Regions from separate parts of the Homo sapiens genome. Here region 2 is linked to region 1. A link is an interaction called in ENCODE POLR2A ChIA-PET data of the cell type or tissue named here. Cell type or tissue: A673. All regions are shown on one strand. Each heading gives the region's core, and the rest is flanking DNA. Links, peaks and the distances in the headings are about the cores only.

Region 1 (2,922 bases), core at 197-2,696:
AAGATTATACATCTCAACTTTTGCCACGTAACTTGCAGTGCTTGCACTGCTCTCCCACTGGGAGAGAAGCTTATGTCTCTACCCCCATGGATGTTTTGCTTGGCCACGTGACTCACACTGGCTGATAGGATGATAGTACGCATGACCAGGCAGAAGCCTCATGTGGGCACAGATGGTTTACTTGCCCTCTGAGCTCCTCCTATTCTCCATGGGAAGCTCATGCTCTGGAGAGCCACTGCTCCAAGGAGAACAAAGCTCTGTGGAACAGATCTGAATCCCACATCCTCCCTGGAGTCCAGCCTGGCCCAGCCAAAATCCCCTGAACCCCAGCCAACCCACAGACCCATAAGAAAGAAAAATAAATGCTTGTTGTTTACCACTGACTTTGAGGTGTTTTGTTATGCAGCATTACAGTAGCAGTGACTAAAATAACGAAGTAGGAAACTTGCTCCAAACCTTCCCAGTGGGCTTCCAGGGACTGATTTACCAGGTTAATAAAATGCTTGGAGGTACCTACTTCCCTTTACTTCCCTGGCAACAGTTCCAACCATTTGGATCTGGCTGTACTCTCCATTAGTCCAGTTACTGGGAAAGCTCTGAGCTTTAGAAGTCTTTCACTTTCAGTTGGTTTTTACTTTCTGAACATCTAAGCAGGCTATGGAGCTCCGTGGAGGCTCCCCTGTTCACTGTGGGCTTTGAGGAGGAGTCTGGCTTGGCATCTTCTAAAGGTGATGGAAAAGTTAATTGTATAATGGCACTCATTAATAGACAGGGCTAGACAGTCAGAGCTGTCCTTGAGTCAACTGCTTATGGCAAATGAATGGAGAATTGAAGCTCTTGCCTCCATGATTCGTGACTGAAAGAACAATTTATTCAGAAATATCCACTGATTTTAGAAGGAAAAAATTCTCATTTGAAATTATCAGGCATTAGCCTTGATTCCACAATTCCCAGCATAGTCTAGTTTTGCAGGTGTGAACCACAGCCTTTGAAACTCATGAATTGGGTGAGCCCATTGGAGCAAATCTCAAATGCAAATTCCTTCTGTCTGACATGAAAGCTTGTTGAAAAGTTGTTATGCTAGATTTTGCAAAAAAAAAAAAAATTGGTTGTAATTATTCACTTCTCATATCCACATCCCTTTGCAATTTGCCTTTGCAGACCCTCCTATCAAGAGACAGAGATTTCCCCACACTTTAAATCTGGGCTGGCCTGGTGATTTGCTTTGACCAGTGGAATTCAGAGGAAGTAATGTTGTGCCACTTCCACTGAATGCTTTAGTTTGTTCTCTTGGAACTCTGCCCAGCCTTCATGTGAGCAAGCCTGGCTTTCTGGTGAGAGATGGCATGAAGCACCAATGAGTCATCCCAGCTGAAGTCTTCCTAGACAAGTCAACACAAAGCTTGCCCTAGACACATGGGTAAGTCTGGCCAAGACCAGAAGAGCCACTCAGCTGAGCTCAGTCCATATTCCTAACTCAAGAGAATCATGACCTGAGTAAATAGTGGTTGTTTTAAGCCTCTGATTTTAAAGTAGTTTTTATGGAGCAAAACTGATACAATTGTCATTACTAAGAATGCATTAGGACTACCTCACACCCATCAGGATGTCTACTAGCAAAAAAAAAAAAAAAAAAAAAAAAGGCATTAGTGAGGATGTGGAGAAATTAGAACCCTCATACACTGTTGGTGGGAATGTAAAATATGTAAAATGGCATAGTCACTGTGGAAAACAGTATGGCAGTTCCTCAAAAAATTAAAACTAGAATTACCACATGATCTAGCAATCCCATTTCTGGATATACAGCCGAAGTAATTTCAATCAGTATGCCAAAGAGATATCTGCACACCCATGTTCACTGCAGCATTATTGACAATAGCTATCACACAGAAGCAATCCAAGTGTTTATCAATGGATAAACAAAATATGGTATATACATACAATGGAACATTATTTAGCCTTAAAAAAGAAGGAAATTCTGATACATGTTACAACATGGACAAACCTTGGGGACATTATGTTAAGTGAGATAAGCCAGTCACCAAAGGACAAATATTATATGATTCCACTTATATGAGTTGCTTAGAATGGTCAAATTTACACAGATAGAAACTAGAATGGTAGTAACCAGGGGCTGGAGAGAGGAGGGTAGGCAGGGGATGGGAGTTATTGTTTAATGGGTACAGAGCTTTAGTTTTGTAAGATGAAATGAATTTTGGAGATGGATGAGGATTTGGTGATGATTTGCATAACAGTATGAATAAACTTAATACCACTGAAATATACTTAAAAGTGGTTAAGATGATAAATGTTGTGTGTGTATTCTACCATAATTTTTAAAAGATAAATGCATTCAGGTGGTGTTGGGAACTTTCTGGGAGTGAATAGTGTTCAGAGAATCCTCAGCCAATCTGTGAAAAGGCATGAACTGCAGGGGAGGAGAAAGGAGGCACAAACACCACTGTGAAATGCCAGCGGGATGGCGGGTGGTTCAGACAGGGCTCAGAGTAGAGGGACTGTGATGTTAATGTTGGATGCTGAATTCATCAGGATTCTTTGGTTGCAAGTGACAGAAAACTAACTCAAACTAGCCTAAAGTAAAAAATGAAAACTATTTTCTGCCACAGCTGACAGCAATACATGCTCAGGCACCTCATAGAACTGAAGAAGGACCTGCCAACAAGACTGGGTCACCAGCTTCCTCTTCTTTGTTCTCTCCTAGAGCTCTGGCTGTGAGCAACCCCTCACCTCCTTCCAGATCAGTGACCCCAGAGGCAAGTCAGCTTCTCCAGCTCCTAACTGGAAATCCTGGGGAGGCATCTGATTGGTCTGACTTAGACCCCGTGTCTACTCCCAGACTAATCACGGTCTAGGGCAATGGAGGATTCTGATTGGCCAGACCTGGATCAAGTGATCCTGTGG
Region 2 (2,922 bases), core at 165-2,664, 120 kb before region 1:
ATTTAGAAGTGTGGTATTTCATTTCCAAATATTTGAGGATTTTTCAGGTATCTTTTTTCTTATTGATTTCTAATTTAATTGTAGTCAGAGAAAATTCTATTTATGACTTGAATCCTTTCAAATTTATCAAAACTAATAGGTTTGTTTTATGGCCCAGAATATGGCCTATCTTGGTAAATGCTCCATGTGCACTCGGAAAGAGTGTGATTTCTGCTGTTGTTGTTTTATAGATGTCAATTAGTTTAAGTTGGTTGACAGAGTTAATGTGGTAGCATCCCAAAATAGCAATATCTTTAGTCCCTGAGTCACACGTGAAGGAAAGCTTTTCAGGAAAGCCACAGAACAGGAGCACAATCACTGGACTTGGAATAAATGGAAAATGAACGTTTTTTGCATTGCACCATTGAGATCTAGGGTTTTAGCTTTTATTGCTCTAATATAGGACCTCGTTCCTGAAAGGCATTTTTCTAATATTTCCCTTTCTTCAGTGGAAAACAATATGAAACACAAGAGGGGAAGAAAGTGTCTTTTCCCATTGTAATCCTATAAAATTAGCAGTGGCCAGAATTAGACTAAAGACTGGGGTGGTAACTACCAGTCAAAAAATCTTAATCTTAATTTAAACATCTATCTACTCTTCTCACAAAGACTTGTCTCTCATTCTCATTTTTATACAAGATGTATTTTATCAGGAATTTGTTCATGATGACAGGGTGTTGGATCCAACACTTGGCTCAGGAAGGAGTTTGCAAATGGGGCATATGAATACCTTAAATCCTTCAGGGAAGGCTTGTTAAAACATGTGTGCTGTCTGTTTTCACCTTCCTCTCTGAGTTTCTCTCAGAATGGGATTCCACTATGTCCCTATTTATTGGGTGGGTGCGTGGGTGGGTGGGTGGATGGATGGATGGATGGATGAGTTGGGTATAACTAGGTTCCCAATCACAGAATACTTTTACCAAATCAGGACTTCAGCCCTCTGTAATAAGACAGATCAAACTTGTTCCAGTTCCCATTGGTTCATAAGACAAGAGTATTTAATTCCCTGACTGGTTGATCTATATAAATGGGGCCACCAGCAGACTAATGTCCAAAGCTGCAATGGTGAGCTAAGGTTTTTAAAAGTCCTGTCCTCACACTCCAGAATCCTCTCCAACTCATGGTTCCTGCTCAGTGTTCAACTGAGAGAGGCTCCTTGTTAAATCCTTGGGACAGAAACTTGTCTCCTGTAATATGGTGGATTAGGTATTGGAATTAGCCTCCCTGATGAAAGTAACTTTTTAAAAAATGGGTCAAATGTATTTTGTAAATCTTCCTAAAATCATGAAAGAGCTGAAAGGAGTTATCAGTACAAAGTAGAAGTAAAGGCTGAACCCCAGAGAGATATGGAATGCCGAAGAGACTTTTGTCCAGACAGTATTTGCCAAATCTGGACAATTTGAGCTTCAATGTTCACAACCTCATAGAATGTGGGAAAGAGAAGACAACGTCGAAGTCAACTCAAGCTTGAGAGTTTATTAGAAGACCCTCCTCAATCTCACCAAGACCCCAAAGGTCTATGCTCTATATGAAGCTGTGAAGTAAACTCTTCCGCCAACCCCCCACCATCCCCAGAAGATCTGAATTAACAGTTGCTCAGCGCTCAGCACATCAGAAGTGGGGGGGACGTCCTAGAAAAGTAGTAACCAAAAGCCAGCCCTCCAGTGAATATGCAGCTCAAAGTAAATCTCCCAGTGGTCCAAAATAAACACACTTTTAGTGCTCAGTGACCCACATTGGTAGTGCCCCCAGACACCTGTCAGTAATTCTCTGGAGGGATGCACACACAGCTTAAGCTACAAAGAGTGTCCAAAAATAATTTTCCAATAGAATTCCCAGGACAACACTTGGAGTCCCCATATGCTAGTCCAGATGCCCCCACTAACTCCAAATAATCTGAAATGTGTCCCTCCTACACCTTGGCCAGTGTGGAGGCGACAGAGCTAGGCTGGGCCTGGACTCCAGCACATCTTCGATTCATGAAGAAGAGGTTTGATAGAAAGTTATGGTGACAGCAAGATTCAGGGGTAAGATGATTAAAACCACCCAAGACAGCACCATTCTGAATCTCCCTCAAGTATTTCTGAGCACCAATTACTTAAATGCAATTGATTTGATTACAAATCATTCGTATCTATTGATTAGAATAATAAACAAATCTTAGCCTAATTCCAGTTACTATATATACTCAAAGGCAAGAAAACCACATCCGTGAAAATATAACCAATAATTATGTCTTTGCACTAACTTAGAATTTTTTTTTTTTTTTTTTTGAGATGGAGTCTCGCTCTGTTGCCCAGGCTGGAGTGCAGTGGCACTATCTCTGCTCACTGCAAGCTCTGCCCCCCAGATTCATGCCATTCTCCTGCCTCAGCCTCCCAAGTAGCTGGGACTACAGGCGCCCACCACCATGCCTAGCTAATTTTTTTGTATTTTTAGTAGAGACAGGGTTTCACAGTGTTCGCCAGGATGGTCTCAATCTCCTGACCTCGTGATCCACCCACCTTGGCCTCCCAAAGTGCTGGGATTACAGGCGTGAGCCACCGCGCCCGGCCTAACTCAGACTTTGATGCAGATGTGTCGTGTACACATGTGTACTAGAATGTGCACCAGGTTTTACACCATGTACAATACACATCTGTTCTAGCTTAGGGAAACCCTTTAGGTTTGCTTTTAAACAAATCTGAAGACTAAGATTTGGCTACAAGTTATTTCTTTGGGAGGTGCTTTCAGAAAGTAGTGTGAGGGTTTGGAAATTGAGATGAGAACAGAAGAAAGGTAACTTGTTAAGAGGTTAAAGAGCAATGCACCTCCATCCCAAAGGGCTCCTCTGTGAGACTCCTGTGAGCACACCTCAGAGTTGTGCTTTGGAAGGGTGAAAAG

What was found. ChIA-PET counts read pairs that join two places held together with the same protein. Peaks named below come from ENCODE experiments on the same cell type or tissue, not always from the same donor. Only the 100,000 strongest peaks of a DNase experiment are listed, where the experiment ranks them.
Region 2: POLR2A ChIA-PET joins it to region 1 with 9 read pairs; 2 of 35 experiments call an interaction of 5 or more read pairs at or near these places.

Annotation. Positions count from the first base shown.
Region 1 is chr20:39,116,161-39,119,082 of GRCh38, reverse strand. No RefSeq gene overlaps it. Among named protein-coding and RNA genes, the nearest start is that of LINC01734, 110 kb to the left of the region's middle. In A673, for the core only: no CTCF peak of the experiment used is centred there; a DNase peak (open chromatin) is centred at 1,322.
Region 2 is chr20:39,237,707-39,240,628 of GRCh38, reverse strand. No RefSeq gene overlaps it. Among named protein-coding and RNA genes, the nearest start is that of LINC01734, 14 kb to the right of the region's middle. In A673, for the core only: no CTCF peak of the experiment used is centred there; no DNase peak of the experiment used is centred there.